Regions from separate parts of the Homo sapiens genome. Here region 1 is linked to region 2. The links are chromatin loops, found by intact Hi-C in ENCODE. Cell type or tissue: Caco-2. All regions are shown on one strand.

The links. A loop is a pair of places that touch in the nucleus more often than their neighbours do. Peaks named below come from ENCODE experiments on the same cell type or tissue, not always from the same donor. Only the 100,000 strongest peaks of a DNase experiment are listed, where the experiment ranks them.
Region 1: a loop joins it to region 2, with 19 times the contacts of the local background. A loop is called at or near these places in 2 of 110 quality-filtered maps.

Annotation. Positions count from the first base shown.
Region 1 is chr20:47,215,751-47,223,750 of GRCh38, reverse strand. It overlaps ZMYND8 (zinc finger MYND-type containing 8), which reads left to right. Exons shown (of 23, transcript NM_001281775.3): 20 at 2,277-2,437; 21 at 3,427-3,493. Among named protein-coding and RNA genes, the nearest start is that of MIR3616, 53 kb to the right of the region's middle. In Caco-2, a CTCF peak has its summit at 3,490 (motif pointing left); a DNase peak (open chromatin) is centred at 3,500.
Region 2 is chr20:47,617,114-47,625,113 of GRCh38, reverse strand. It overlaps NCOA3 (nuclear receptor coactivator 3), which reads right to left. Exons shown (of 23, transcript NM_181659.3): 3 at 2,784-2,885; 4 at 1,031-1,203. The coding sequence starts at 2,866. Among named protein-coding and RNA genes, the nearest start is that of NCOA3, 120 kb to the right of the region's middle. In Caco-2, CTCF peaks have their summits at 1,504, 3,515 and 3,739 (motif pointing right); no DNase peak of the experiment used is centred here.

The sequences.
Region 1 (8,000 bases), 400 kb after region 2:
GGGTTCAAGCGATTCTCCTGCCTCAGCCTCCCGAGTAGCTGGGATTACAGAAATATGCCACTATGCCCGGCTAATTTTTAGTATTTTTAGTAGAGATGGGGTTTCTCCATGTTGGTCAGGCTGGTCTTTAACTCCTGACCTCAGGTGATCCACCTACCTTGGCCTCCCAAAGTGCTGGGATTACAGGCGTGAGCCACAGCGCCTGGCATCAATAATATTTTATGAATTATTATTATTATTATTTTGAGACAGAGTTTTGCTCTTGTCCCCCAGGCTGGAGTGCAGTGACACGATCTCGGCTCACTGCAACCCTGCCTCCTGGCTTCCACTGATTCTCCTGCCTCAGCCTCCCAAGTGGCTGGTATTACAGGCACACATCACCATGCGCAGCTAATTTTTGTATTATTAGTAGAGACAGGGTTTCACCATGTTGGCCAGGCTGGTCTTGAACTCCTGACCTCAAGTGATCTGCCGGCCTCAGCCTCCCAAAGTACTGGGATTACAGGTGTGAGCCACCACGCCCAGCCTATAAGTTATTTTTTACCATTAGCTTTTATTTGTGGCAAATGATACTAGCTTTGTATGGTTGGAATTAAACACTTCCATTTTAAAGAATTTCAAGTGTCCCATAAATAATACAATAAAGTAGTATGTCTGCGGATTGGCAAAATTTGCAAAGGTGGTATGTAAATGACTCAAGTGTGAGAAGCTTGACCAGGGGTTGGTAAACTTTTTCTGTGAAGGGCGAGAGTGAATATTTTAGGCTTTGTACACCATGTGGTTTCTGTTGCTACTACTTAACTCTGCTGTTGCAGTGCAGAAGCAGTCTTAGATGATATGTAAATGGATGGACATAGATGATATATAAATGGATGGATGTGGCTGTCTGCCAATAAAACAGGCAGCACTAGCTTGCCAGCTCTTGCTCTAGACAAATCTGTTATTTTATTATTTTTTAAAAGGCAATATTGGAGAATACCTTGCCCTGTTCTTTAGTCTTTAGGGAGATGTCTTCTTTGTAGAGACTTTTGGTCTCTTACTGGAGTAAAGTCTCTTTGTGTTTTCCCTCCGTTCTGGAATGTGTCTGATGAGCCTTTTGCTGTTTTGCCAAGATGGCCAAAATGTCCTTCGGCTTTCCTTTTTTTGTGACATAATTACATCTGTTCTTCCTAAATTCCTCCCAGACGCGTTTTTCTTTTCCTTTTTTTTTTCGTTGAGACGGAGTCTCGCTCTTTCTCCCAGGCTGGAGTGCAACGGCGCGATCTCAGCTCACTGCAAGCTCCGCCTCCCGGGCTCATGCCATTCTCCTTCCTCAGCCTCCCTAGTAGCTGGGACTACAGGTGCCCGCCACCACGCCTGGCTAATTTTTTGTGTTTTTTAGTAGAGACAGGGTTTTACTGTGTTAGCCAGTATGGTCTTGATCTCCTGACCTCGTGATCTGCCCGCCTCAGCCTCCCAAAGTGCTGGGATTACAGGCATGAGCCGCCGCACCCGGCCCCAAACGCCCTGTTTTTCTATGTGTCCAAGTTTCTGCCATCTCCAGATTCTCTGGGCCTCTGATAGCATGTCGCCTTTCACGTGGTTTTCCTGTCCCACCTTAGAAGGAAGAAAGTCTCTGGGGCTAAAAATATAGGTCTCCACCTAGAAATGACTAAATAGAGTAACTAAATCAGCAGTTACAGGTTGGCTCTTGTTGATGGGCTTTATTTGTTCCAGGAATATACTTTCATCTCCAGAATGATTTAATAAAACTTGAATTGCTAACCATTAAAAATCAACATGTTGGCTAGGCACGGTGGCTCAAGCCTGTAATCCTAGCACTTTGGGAGGCCGAGGTGGGTGGATCACCTAAGGTCAGGAGTTCAATACCAGCTTGACCAACATGGTGAAACCCTGTCTCTACTAAAAATACAAAAAATTAGTCGGACATGGTGGTGTGCACCTGAGTCCCAGCTACTTGGTGGGCTGAGACAAGAGAATCACTTGAACCCAGGAGACAGAGGTTGCAGTGAGCTGAGATCGTGCCATTGCACTCCAGCCTGGCTGACAGAGCGAGACTCCATCTCAGCATGTTTATGTTAAAATTTGGAATTCTAAAGTTTGGAATTCCAGCTTCTGGAAAACTCTGGCAATCTGGCCCCCTTGAGCCTCCACTTTTATGCCCTGGGTAGGGCTGAGCCTTGGGTGCCACTGGGTGCAGGGCGGGGCTCCATGCATGTTTCAAAATCATCGTACTCTGTGTATATGTGGCGTCTCTCTCTCTCCTTTGTCCCCAGCTACTGCTCCTCAGCAGGAAGCGGATGCTGAGGTGAACACAGAAACACTAAATAAGTCCTCCCAGGGGAGCTCCTCGAGCACACAATCAGCACCTTCAGAAACGGCCAGCGCCTCCAAAGAGAAGGAGACGTCAGCTGAGAAAAGCAAGGAGAGTGGCTCGGTGAGGATCCCCCCATGCCTTTGGCTAGTGACATCTACCCTTTGTGCCAAGTGGACTTAGGACCCCCTGTCTGCCGCCCTGAAAGTTCCGTGTTGTGGGAGGCTTGTCCTAACAGTGTGCCGGCATTTCCAGTGGATGTGTGGGAACATGGAGCCTGGGCCGGCGTGTGTGGGACCTGGCAGCTGCTCCCCAGTACTCTCTGCTGGGGACCCTCAAAGTGTAGAATAGTGTTGCCCAGGAGAACTTTCTGCGATGATGGAAATGTTCTGTACTTCCCGTCCAGAATGGTAGCTGCTAGCTACATGCAGCTTTTGAGCACTTGAAATGCAGCTAGTGTGACCGAGGACCTGATTTTACAGTTTTATTTAATTTTAATTAATTGAGATTTCAGTAGCCACATGTGGCTAGTGGCTGCCCTATTGGGCCACGAAGGTTTCACCTCCTTGTTTGTTTGCCAGGGTGTGATGTATGTGACATTGATGGTATGCAAAGACTATTTTCATGAGTATATAGTTTTTTACATTTTTAGTCACTGTATATCTATTTCATTGCATATTAGGAAAAAGATAAATCGTTAGACTGTCAGTTAAAACATGTTGGTTTAACTGATAGTATTACCTAGTCAGAGGCTAGCATGAATTAAAAGCGGACTGACAGAATTTTGAAGTAATGTACTTTCTCCTTGGATATGGCAAAAATCTGGAGGGGGTTCTGTTAGTGAGTGGAGTTTAGGAAACAGTGAATGTTCTAGGGTACAGTGAGGGGCCACTCTGGTGCTGCGTTCCAGTCTGTTCAGTGTGGGAGATGGTACCTGGGGTTTGGCCACCTGGCCGCCCTGTGCCCATCACTCCCACCTGACCGTGCCAGGCAGAGGACACTGAGATGCTTTGGGGGCAGCGATGAGCACCCCCATGACTCCCTGGATTTCCCTGTGGGGGCGACAGTAGCCTCAGTGCCTTGAGTCCATCTTTTTCTTTTTGTATTTCTAGACCCTTGACCTTTCTGGCTCCAGAGAGACGCCCTCCTCCATTCTCTTAGGCTCCAACCAAGGCTCTGGTATGTTGCCCCCTGGTGGGCGAACGGTGCTTTCACATTTCAGATGGGCAGATGGGGAGCCATTTTGTCAGGGAGAATTTGAAGGGTTTATTCCAATGGTTTCCAAACGATTATGGATCCTTAGGGGTGCCTGGGGTGGGTCAGTGGGGGTGAGGGGGTAGCTGAGCATGTTAACTTTCAGGTACCTCTTCAAGCTGATCGGTATTACCTATTGTATTTACTGGGGATCCACATAAAACTCCATTTGGACAGAGGGTTCTGTTGCTGACCTGGGGTAGGGTAGAAGAAGTGCATTTGGATTGGGAAGTTTTTTTTTTCTCTCTCTCTCAGGGAAATGAGAACGGTAAATGACACTGTGTAAGATTTTATTCTGAGGTTCTGACACCTGCATATGGTGGATGAAGGCGCTCAAGCCTTTGAGAATTGAAGGCAGTGCTTAAGTGGATGATCTTTCTGTTAAATCCTTTCCTTTTGGAGAATAACCTGGCAGGCAGGTTTGGGGAAATTTCTGAGACTTGACATCTAGGTTTTTTCTTCTGTGGGGTTTGAGCTGTCTTCCTTCCTTAGCCCAAAGAATCTTTTTCCTGCACTTTCTTAAAGCAGTTTTGGGTCATTCCAGAAGGGTTCAGAGAAGGTGTCTTCCTGGTGGAAGACAGTTTTACTTCATTCAAGGTTTTTGCCTGGCACCACAGCTCCAGGACCTTTCTGCCTGATGATGATTTTTTTTTTTTTTTGAGACAGTCTTGCCCTGTCGCCCAGGCTGGAGTGCAGTAGTGTGATCTCAGCTCACTGCAACCTCCGCCTCCCAGGCTCAAGTGATTCTCCTGCCTCAGCCTCCCAAGTAGCTGGGACTACAGGGACGCACCACCATGCCTGGCTAATTTTTTAAAAAAATTTTGGTAGGCCGGGCGCAGTGGCTCATGCCTGTAATCCCAGCACTTTGGGAGGCTGAGGTGGGCGGATCACAAGGTCAGGAGTTTGAGACCAGCCTGACCAACATGGTGAAACCCTGTCTCTACTAAAAGTACAAAAATTAGCTGGGCGTGGTGACATGCGCCTGTAATCCCAGCTACTTGGGAGGCTGAGGCAGGAGAATCGCTTGAACCCAGGAGGTGGAGGTTGCAGTGAGTCGAGATCGTGCCACTGCGCTCCAGCCTGGAAGACAGAGCGAGACTCTCTCTCAAAAAAAAAAAAAAAAAAAATTGTAGAAACGGGGTTTTGCCATGTTGGCCAGGTTGGTCTTGATCTCTTGACCTCAAGTGATCCTCCCGCCTCTGCCTCCGGAAGTGCTGGGATTACAGGCGTGAGCCACTGACGATTCTCTTGAGCTGAAAAGCAAACATTTCATTTCACTTCTGCATATTGAGTGCATGGAGGAAGAAGTGATGTCCATTGTTAGGGGCTGGGAACGGTTTCCCTAAGGGGCTAGGCCTTGAAAGTTGGATGGGATTTGGGGGCACAGTCAGAGGGAGTAATATGAGCTTGCTTTAGGAGGGAGGATATGAACTTGGCATTAAATATGACTGAACCACCTATTGAAAAAGCAACTCCCTCTTCACTTCCCCTTGTAACAGGCTCAGTTTAGTGCTAAGATGTCTTTAGCATCTCTCATATTTCCTGATTCTCTTTTTAACAAAGACTGAGCAGACTCTAGATTTTAGCCGCATGCTCCCCACCCTAGAACTTTTAATTTAAGGTTTTCATTACATTCATTTTTGGAGTTGCCCTTGATTTAACAGCAGATTTTATTGGTTTTGTGTTTTTTGTTGGTTAACAATAAAAGTTTAGTTATTTACCTAAGTTACATAAGTTTAAAATAAAAACATGAACTAAGCAATATGTAAGAGGACTATGGATGTGTCGAAATGGCACAAGTGGTGTGAGGAAGGTCCAAGTTAGGGAAACACCGTTTCAGACAGAGGGGTGCTGTTAGGGTTTTGGAGCCTCAAAGTGGCTTGATTGAAATGGCATCTGAGAAGATGAATGATGCCGTGGTAGGATGAATCTGGCAGGAGTCTGTTGGCATCAGGAGGGTGGCATACAGGAAGGTAGTTGGGAGAGGCATCGTATTCCATTCTGAGCTGGAGGAGTATTACCTAGACCAGGGTCAAGAAACTTTTTCCATAGAGGGCCATTTAGTAAGTATTTTAGGTTTTGCAGGCCGCATGGTTCCTGTCATAGCTGCTCACCCTGCCGTTGTAGTGTGAAAGTAGACATAGATAATATGTAAACAAACGTGTGCCTTGTGCCAATGAAACTTGAATTGCAAAAACAGGCATTGAGCTGGCCATAGTTTGCTGACTCCTGACCTGAGGCACACTGGCCCAGGGAGTGGAAGGGAGAGGAGGCAAGAAGCCCCAGTAAATGGTGGGGGGAAGAGGGGGGCGAGCAGGGGGAGGAAGGGGCAGTTTTTCTGAATAAGGCAGATAAATGCCTATCTTCGTGGAGTTTCAAAGGAAGTCAGAAGAGCAGCTATTGGTGATACTGAAGAGCATGAACACCTTATCATGTTTTTCCCCAATGTCTGTAAGAGCATAGTTAGTATTTCCATTATACAGATGAGCAAGTTGAGGTCCAGAGACATTAACTCAGATGCCCAGGTAACTCAATGAGTAATTATGAGAGCCAAGACTTCAGTTCAGATCTCTCCAGACTCATGCTTTGAAAGGTGGGTGGGTGGGATTTGGGGGCACAGTCAGAGGGAGTAACGTGAGCTCACTTTAGGAAGGATACGAACTTGGCATTAAATATGACGGAAGCACCTACTGAGAAAGCAACTCCCTCTTCACTTCCCCTTCGAACAGGCTTAGTTTGATACTGAGATGTCTTTAGCATCTCTCATATTTCTTGATTCTCTTTTTAACAAGGACTGAGCTTTGCAACCATATGCAACCAATTGAGCTTTGCAATCCAGACTCATGCTTGCAACCATATGTCAGGTATACTTAGGTGGACACCTATAAAATTGTTGTAACTCAAAAATGGCTGAGTAATGGCACTTGTGCGTGGCTCTGCTAATAAGGCACTGATCTCTAGGAAACGTCAGCGTGCAGATGTGGCCTTTTTTTCCTCACCCAATTCTACTAACTGTCTTGTTTCTATACCTCCCTCCTTCCTACCTCCTTACCCAGCTTAATTTCCATGGAGTACTGTTGCTAATACAACCCAGTCTCCCAGGCCCTTCCTGTTTTCCTAGCATGTCCATTTGGCAAAACCTCACCTTGGATGAACCCCAGCTTTCCGCTTTTGATTTACCTGCACCTGAGCCTCAGTGCTTAACTGGAGAATGTTACACAAGAACACAAACTCCTCTCATCACACACGCAAATCTGGGTCACTAACCTCAGAAGCAGATATTCTCTTCTGCCGGATCGTCTTCCCAATATGTTTTTCTTTTATTAATACTTTTTGTCCCCAGAGACCTGTGTTCTTTTTTTATTCTACTTTTTTGAGACAGAGTCTTTGCTCTGTCGCCCAGGCTGGAGTGCAGTGGCATGATCTCGGCTCACTGCAACCTCTGCCTCCTGGGTTCAAGTGATTCTCCTGCCTCAGCCTCCCGAGTAGCTGGGATTATAGGTGTGCACCACCACACCCAGCTAATTTTGTATTTTTAGTAGAGATGGGGTTTCACCATGTTGGCCAGGCTGGTCTTGAACCCCTGACCTCAGGTGATTTCACGTGCCTTGGCCTCCCAAAGTGCTGGGATTACAAGCTTGAGCCACTACGCCCAGCCCGGCCCTTTTTTTTTTTTTTTTTTTTTTTGAGACAGAGTCTTCGCTCTGTTGTCCAGACTGGAGTGCAGTTGCGTGATCTTGGCTCACTACAACCTTTGCCTCCTCAATTCAGGTGATTCTCCTGCCTCAGCCTCCTGAGTAGCTGGGATTACAGGTGTGCATCACCATGCCCAACTAATTTTTTGTATTTTTAATAGAGACAAGGTTTCACTGTGTTGGCCAGGCTGGTCTTGAACTCCTGACCTCAAGTGATTCACCCACCTTGGCTTCCCAAAGTGCTGGATTACAGGCATGAGCCACCGTGCCTGGCCAGAGGCCTGTGTTGTGACCCAAGTTTTTTGTTTTTATCAGGATTCCATCGTCCATGATGGCTATTTCTCAAGTTCTCTGCTCTGTTTTGGACCTCCCTGCATCTCTCCCTGCGTCACCATCCCTGGGCGCTCAGGGCTGCTCCTCTGCCCTCTGCAGGGCCTCCGTGGTGTGCTCTGTCCTTCCCTCCTGCCGTTCAAAGGCATCTGCATCCTTTGTTGTAGCCAGATTTCTCACTCTGTATTGCTTTTCTTCCTAGGCACTTAAATATCCTCATCTATCTCCAAGTGCCTTCCTTGACACCTTGCATCTCCAATAGAACGTTCTGTGACAATGGCCATGTTCTTATATTTGCACTGTCCACTATGGTAGCCACTAGCCACGTGTCGCTGCTGAAGCCTTGAACTGTGGCTAGTGCGACTGAGGAATGGAATTTAACATTGTATCTTATTGTAGTGGTTACC
Region 2 (8,000 bases):
GGCAATTGTCTGTTAACCGTCTCTAAAGAGCATAAGCTGGAGGCCCAGCGCGGTGGCTCACACCTGTAATCCCAGCACTCTGGGAGGCTGAGGCGGGTGGATCACCTGAGGTCAGGAGTTTGAGACCAGCCTGGCCAACATGGCAAAACCCCATCTCTACTAAAAATACAAAACTTAGCTGGGCGTGGTGGCAGGTGCCTGTAATCCTAGCTACTCGGGAGGCTGAGGCAGGAGAATCTCTTGAACCCAAGAGGTGGAGGTTGTGGTGAGCTGAGATCACACCACTGCACTCCAGCCCGAGAGACAAAGCGAGACACCATCTCAAAATAAATAAATACATAAATAACAAAAAGCACAGCTGGTCAACACATTTGTCTATTCCCATACTTGCTAGCCTCCATCAGTTGTAGTCTCTACCCAAACAAAGGAGCAAAAAGGCAAATATAGCAACAAGTTCCTTCTAAAACAGGGGTCCCCAACCCCCAGACCACAGACAAGTATCAGTCTGTGGCCTGTTAGGAATGGGGCTGCACAGCAGGAGGTCAGCAGTGGGCAAGTGAGCAAAGTTTCATCTGTATTAACAACAGCCCCTCCCCATCACTCACATTACCACCTGAGTTCTACATCCTGTCAGCTCAGAAGTAGCATTAGATTCTCACAGGTGTGCAAATCTTAATGTGAACTCCACATGCGAGGAATCTAGGTTGTGTGCTCCTTATGATTCTCTAATGCCTAATGATCTGTCACAGTTTCTCCCATTACCCCCAGATGGATCCATCTAGCTGCAGGAAAACAAGCTCAGGGCTCCTACTGATTTCTATATTATGGTGAGTTGTATAATTATTTCATTATATGTTACAATGTAACCATAATAGAAATAAAATGCACCACAAACGTAATGTGCTTGAATCATCCTGAAACCATCCCCTCTACCAGGTCCATGGAAAAACTGGCTTCCACAAAACCAGTCCCTGGTGCCAAAAAGGTTGGGAACCACCACTGTTCAAAAAGACATGAGTGTTTTTATTACCTTGCTCTTTTATTTGACGTATCTGTCTTACTGTTTCCTTTAAAATCGCACATTTATCTGGTTTGACATTGAAATTGTCAATATCACTAAGATTGGCAGATATCAGCTCAGCCAATTCTTCAATATATTTACTTTCCTGCTCCCGTCTCCGTTTTTCACCACTGCAGGTAAGACTAAGGGAAAAGGCGTAGAAAGGGGGGAAAGGAGACATAATATATATATCACAAAAGAGCTGTTAGCAGAATCAGCCCCTATACAACACTATTACATGATTACTTTTTTTTTTTTTTCCTCGAGACAGAGTTTTCGCTCTTGTTGCCCAGGCTGGAGTACAACGGTGCGACTTTGGCTCAATGCAACCTCCACCTCCAGGATTCAGGCAATTCTCCTGACTCAGCCTCCCCAGTAGCTGGGATTACAGGCATGCGCCACCACGCCTGGCTTATTTTTGCATTTTTAGTTGAGACGATGTTTCACCATGTTGGTCAGGCTGGTCTTGAACTCCTGACCTCAGGTAATCCACCCACCCTGGCCTCCCAGAGTGCTGGGATTACAGGCATGAGCCACCACACCCGGCCTATTATTTTCATATGTAAACAAACTAAACTCAGCCAATATAAACTATCAAAAATGCTGTCTTGGAGAAGTAGTACAACATAATAGAGATTCATGTAAACCTAAATTCAGTTCCATCTTTGTTAGCTAGGTGGCCTTGGGCAGAGTTAGCCTCAGTTACTTCATCTAGAAAATACGAATAAATCATCTTTACTTCTTAGAGATAATAAAACAACTAACAAATAAGAACAAAAACAGTGGTAGCTACTTATTAATGATGAAGTTTTATTCATTGTAGATTGATATTTTTCAACTAGCACATTAAACTTCAATTGACACTGACTTTGGCAAATACTTTAAAAGCTATAGAGTAGTGTTATATAGATTACATTATTTTGTTTCTAATTTTTAAGCTTCTCATTTCACTTGGTAAAAAAAAGGATGCAACCTCACAAATGACAAAATATCAACTTATAACCCATTCTTAAAAGATAGCAAAGATTCTTACTTATAACTGTCAGGCCTCTGAGACCAAGCCTGCACATATACATCCAGATGGTCTGAAGCAACTGAAGATCCACAAAAGAAGTGAAAATAGCCTTAACTGATGACATTCCACCATTGTGATGTTTCTGCCCCACCCTAACTTGATCAATGTACTTTGTAATCTCCCCCACCCTTAAGAAGGTTCTTTGTAATTCTCCCTACCCTTGAGAATGTACTTTGTGAGATCTAACCCCGCCCGCAAAACATTGCTCCTAACTCACTGCCTATCCCAAAACCTATAAGAACTAATGATAATCCCACCACCCTTTGCTGACTCTCTTTTTGGACTCAGCCTGCCTGTACCCAGGTGAAATAAACAGCCTTGTTGCTCACACAAAGTCTGGTGGTCTCTTCACACGGACGCACGTGACATAACCTTGGTCATCTATTCGTAACTCCTACCCCTCCTTCCATTCAGAAATTCTTATAGTACCGCGAATTGTTAATATTCTACCTTCTATATGAATCAGCAATAAAAAAAAAACTTCTATTACATCAAAAAGATGTCCATCTCATCAGTAACACTCTACTTACCACGAAGTGAAACCACCAAAAAATCTAACCAGAGAATGTAAATGGCAAGAAGTTAAAATGTTATCCTTAAACAAAGGCACAACAAGTGTGGTAAAGCACCAGGAAATAAGTCACCTACCCTTGTCCTGGAGTATCACATGGCAATTTGCGTTTTCGTGAATCACTGGCCAGTGGATCCAAGTTTTCTCCTAATCCACTCATCTTGAATATACATCAGCAACTAAGAGAGAATAATGAGAAATAAGATAAGTACATTAAAAAATATACATGACTCTATGAAGGTGTTATATGACTGAATGACTGCAACTTTTAATTCAGAACTACTTTCTCTAAACAGATAATTCTCAATATTCTTTTTCATAAATGACTATACTGAAGACAACCTCAGATTTCATATTCTAATATGAATTATGCAGAACGTATGTACTCCAAGACAGAAATGTTCCTCAAGTCCTACTAAAAATGTGTATCTTGCAGGGTGCGGTAGCTCATGCCTGTAGTCCCAGCACTTTGGGAGGTCGAGGCAGGTGGATCACCTGAGGTCAGGAGTTTGAGACCAGCCTGACCAACATGGTGAAATCCCGTCTGGCCAACATGGTGAAACCCCGTCTCTACTAAAAATAAAAAATTAGCCAGCCATGGTGGCAGGTGCCTGTAATCCTAGTTATTTGGGAGGCTGAGGCAGGAGAATCACTTGAACCGAGGGGTAGACGTTGCAGTGAGCCGAGATGGCACCACTGCACTCCAGCCTGGGTGACAAGAGCTAGACTCCGTCTCAAAAAAAAAAAAAAAAATTTGACTGATGGAAAAATAGTATGCTTTGGTTAAAATTTCATTGATGAAGAAGATAAATGTAGAGTACTTCTTGTTGAGAAAGATGATTTAAGACATCTACTAAGCCCTCATTTGCTAAGAATTTTATCTGTACTAAACTCTTGTTTAAAACAAGACGATCACTGTTGTAAAGAATTACATGTCAACCAAAGAAGTTCAACGATTCTAAACTAATTTTTATATATTAAAATGCATCTTGCATTCCAACTAAACTCTGAGACGTATGCTGGAGGACATAAATTTCCACTAGGTGGCAGAATGCTACCAGGAAGGAAGACAGATTTATAAAAATGAAAAAATTCACTCAAGATGCTGATCAAACTTCAAATGTGTAGCTTTAAAAAAAAAATCAAAAGCAAAAAAACAAAAAAAATAAAAATTTAAAAAATCACATGATCATAATATAAATCAGAAAATCTAGATTGCAACATTGTCTTTACAGATGCACTAAATATGTATTAAATTACCAAGAAAATTCATTCTATAACTTTGGTTGTAAAATGGAAAGGCTAAAAAGCTGAGATGATTTAAGTATTTGTTTTTTCCCCATGACAAGTTTAAATGAAGGACAGAAAAAGACTTAAAATAACCTTTATTAGTAGTGGCTCACTATTATTAGTAGTGGCACAGTCAGATCACACAATCTCAGGGGTATTGTATTTTCAAACGTGTCAATGTCACAAAAGACAAAGAAAGTCTGTAAACAGTCCAGATTTTAAAGGAAGCTATAAGAAAATGACAACTAAATGCAATATTTGATCCTAGACTGAATCCTGTGCTAGAGGGTAAGAAAATGCTATAAAGAATATTATTGGATCAACTGACAAAATTAGAATATGGACAATAGACATAAAAGTATGTTGTCAATATTAATACACTTAAGTTGATAAATGAACGACGGTTATTTAAGAGACCAATATTCTTAGTATAATATTTGGGGTAACAGGCTATTACATATGCAAATTATCCTCAGATGGTTAAGAAAAATTGCATATATAATGAGTGAGTGAATAAACCTGGGAATGGGGACAGGCAGAGCAAGGATGAGGAAGGGAGTTGACACTAGGTGAATCCTGACCCGGGGGGGAGATAAACGTAAAAACTCTTTGTACTATTTTCTTGCAACCTTGCTTTAAGTTTAAAATTATCCTCAAATAAAAGAGTTTTAAACTTAAAGGTATGTTCGGTTTTGATTTTCCAATTTTCATATTTAAAAAGAGTAGCTCAAGTAATCCCAGTGCTTTGGGAGGCTCAGGCAGTTTGAGTTTGAGGCACTTGAGTTTGAGACCAATCTGTGCAACACAGTAACACCCTGTCTCTACAAAATTTTTTTAAAAATAAGCCAGGCATCATGGTGCACACCTATAGCATTAACTACTTAGGAATAAAACAGGAAGACTGCTTGTTTGAGGAGTTTGAGGCTGCAGTGAGTTATGATCACGCCAATGCACTCCAGACTGGGTGACCGAGTGAGACTCTGTCTCTTAAAAACAATAATAATAATAAATTGAATAATTAAAGAGCCAGGTGCAGTGGCTCACGCCTGTAATCCCACCACTTTGGGAGGCCGAGGCGGGTGAATCACAAGGTCAGGAGATCGAGACCAGCCTGGCCAATATGGTGAAACCCTGTCTCTACTAAAAATACAAAAATTAGCTGGGCGTGGTGGCAGGCGCCTGTAGTCCCAGCTACTTGGGAGGCTGAGGCAGGAGAATCGCATGAACCCGGAAGGCGGAGGTTGCAGTGAGCTGAGATCCCGCCACTGCACTCCAGGCCTGGGTAACAGAGTGTGACTCCATCTCAAAAAATAAAAATAAAAAGAATAGTGATTCCATTCCTTAAGTACAAAAATAGAATAATTCTTGTTATGTCTCTATAATTGGTTTTATATTTGTTTCATTCAAAGGTGATTTTTAAATTGAATGGCAAACTATCCATTGAGTAATAACTTTTTTTTTTTTTTTTTTTTAAAGACAGGGTCTTACTGTGTCACCCAGGCTGAAGTGCAGTGGCACAATCTCAGCTCACTGTAACCTCGGCTTCCCAGGCTCAAGCAATCCTCCTGCCTCAGTATCCCAAGTAGCTGGGACAACAGGTGAGCACCACCACACCCAGCTAATTTTTGTATTTTTTGGAGAGACAGGGTCTCACTATGTTGCCCAGGCTGGTCTTGAACTCCTGGGTTCAAGTTATCCGCCTGCCTCAGCCTCCCAAAGTGCTGGGATTACAGGCATGACCCACCACACCCAGCCTACATTTCTTTATTTTAAATATGTAATTTATTCCACATTCTAGATATTATTTCCTTACTTTGGCTTTTGTTTATAAGCTGAATCCCTGAAACAAATGGAGAAACTATTCCATGGATAACAGCACTTCTTTAATTTGAAAGATAAAATTTTGCCTATATTCTCAATATTATTTCCTTTGTTATTAAATATAAGTTGAATACTCAGTAAGGAGTAAGGGGCCTACCATGTAATAGGTGGTCAATATATGTCTTGAATAAATATTGAATAAATATAAAAGCAACATTCAACCTACTAAATCATAGTTTAGAAATTTCCTTTATTCTGATCTATAACAATCATTCAATGCAATCCTACTGCATTAAACTTTTTAAATGTTTACTTCTACAGTTGATATAGTGTTACAATAAATTCTGACAGCATAAATTAAATCAATAGAAAAACTAAGTCATGACAATCTCTTAATATGCAAAAAAATTAATAAGCACAAATATCAGTTTAAACCAGAAATGCAGATCATTTGTGTTAAGCCAATGTTTATGTGCATATAATGAAACCTAAATATGTCGAGCTATGTCCATAGACACATGCAGCTTTTTCTCTTGATCTCACAAAACAAGCTACACTGTACACATAAGCCTGTGCAATCTTCCTGCTACCAAACTTACTCCTTCAGAGTCCAACCTAATTATCCAAAAAGGTACTAAGGGAAGGCCGGGTGTGGTGCCTCATGCATGTAATCCCAGCACTTTGGGAGGCCAAGATGGGCGAATCACCTGAGGTCGGGAGTTCGAGACCAGCCTGACCAACATGGAGAAACTCCATCTCTACTAAAAATACAAAATTAGCCAAACGTGGTGGTGCATGTCTGTAATTCCAGCTACTCAGGAGGCTGAGACAGGAGAATTGCTTGAACCTGGGAGATGGAGGTTGCAGTAAGCCAAGATTGGGCCATTGGCACTCCAGCCTAGGCAGCAAGAGTGAATTCTGTCTATAAAAAAAAAAAAAAAAAAAAAACTAAGGGAAAATAATAACTTAAAATCATGAAAAAGGTGTTTACCCGAACATAAAGGTATAATTGTTTAAGATATAAAATATTTCTATCTTATTTTTTGTTTTGTTTTGCTTTTGAGACAAGAGTCTCACTCTGTCACCCAGGCTGGAGTGCAGTGGCATGATCTCAGTTCACTGCAACCTCCGCCTCCCGGGTTCAAATGATTCTCGTCTCAGCCTCCCGAGTAGCTGAGATTATAGGTGTGTGCCACCACGCCTGGCTAATTTTTGTATTTTCAATAGAGACAGGGTTTCACCATGATGGCCAGGCTGGTCTCGAACTCCTGACCTCAACTGATCTGCCCACGTCAGCCTCCCAAAGCGCTGCAATCACAGGCATGAGCCACCATGTCCAGTCTCTATCTTGGGTTTTTTAGGAACAGGTTGGACAGATTTGTAGTTCTTAATTAGACATGGACAAAACTTAGGTACATTTACTGTACAACTGTATAAGATACCACAATGTCTAAGAGTAAATGACAAATTGTTTTATAACAAAAAGCAAAGTAGAGCAAACATCTCCTGAATTTCATTAAACTAAAGAAAATGTTCAACATGAGAAATAAAAAAGCATTTCTGGTCCCCAAAATAATAATTTCAATATATACAATAATTCCTGAGCACAAATGACTATGACTAACCCTTCAGGTACAGTTTTCTATTTGGTATTAATCTTAGCTATAAACAAAAAATCAAAAATGGCATTTGTTTTAGTTGCCACGCCTGTTATCTCCTTCTCACTGGGAGGATATGCTATTTTGGTAGATTAAGATATAAAAGGTAAATGCCTAGCACAGACACAATAGATCTAGATCACTTTCAGTCAACAGTCAAGAATGAAGATGAGAGAGGGGAATAAGGCAGGTACCAAGACCATGAAGTTCTTAACCGGTAAGAAACATGGAACAGTAACTACCTGAGACTAGCTTACATTTTTACATCTTAAATTACAACCCATCTAGTTTGGAGAATATATGTAGTTGATAAAAGCCATCTTCAAAGGGCAAATAATATAGCACAACAGTCTCACACTAAGTTTGATTGTAAGAACAGTCTAGGCCAGGCGCGGTGGCTCACGCCTGTAATCCCAGCACTTTGGGAGGCCGAGGCGGGTGGATCACCTGAGGTCAGGAGTTCAAGACCAGCCTGGCCAACATGGTGAAACCCTATCTCTACTAAAAATACAAAAATTAGCTGGG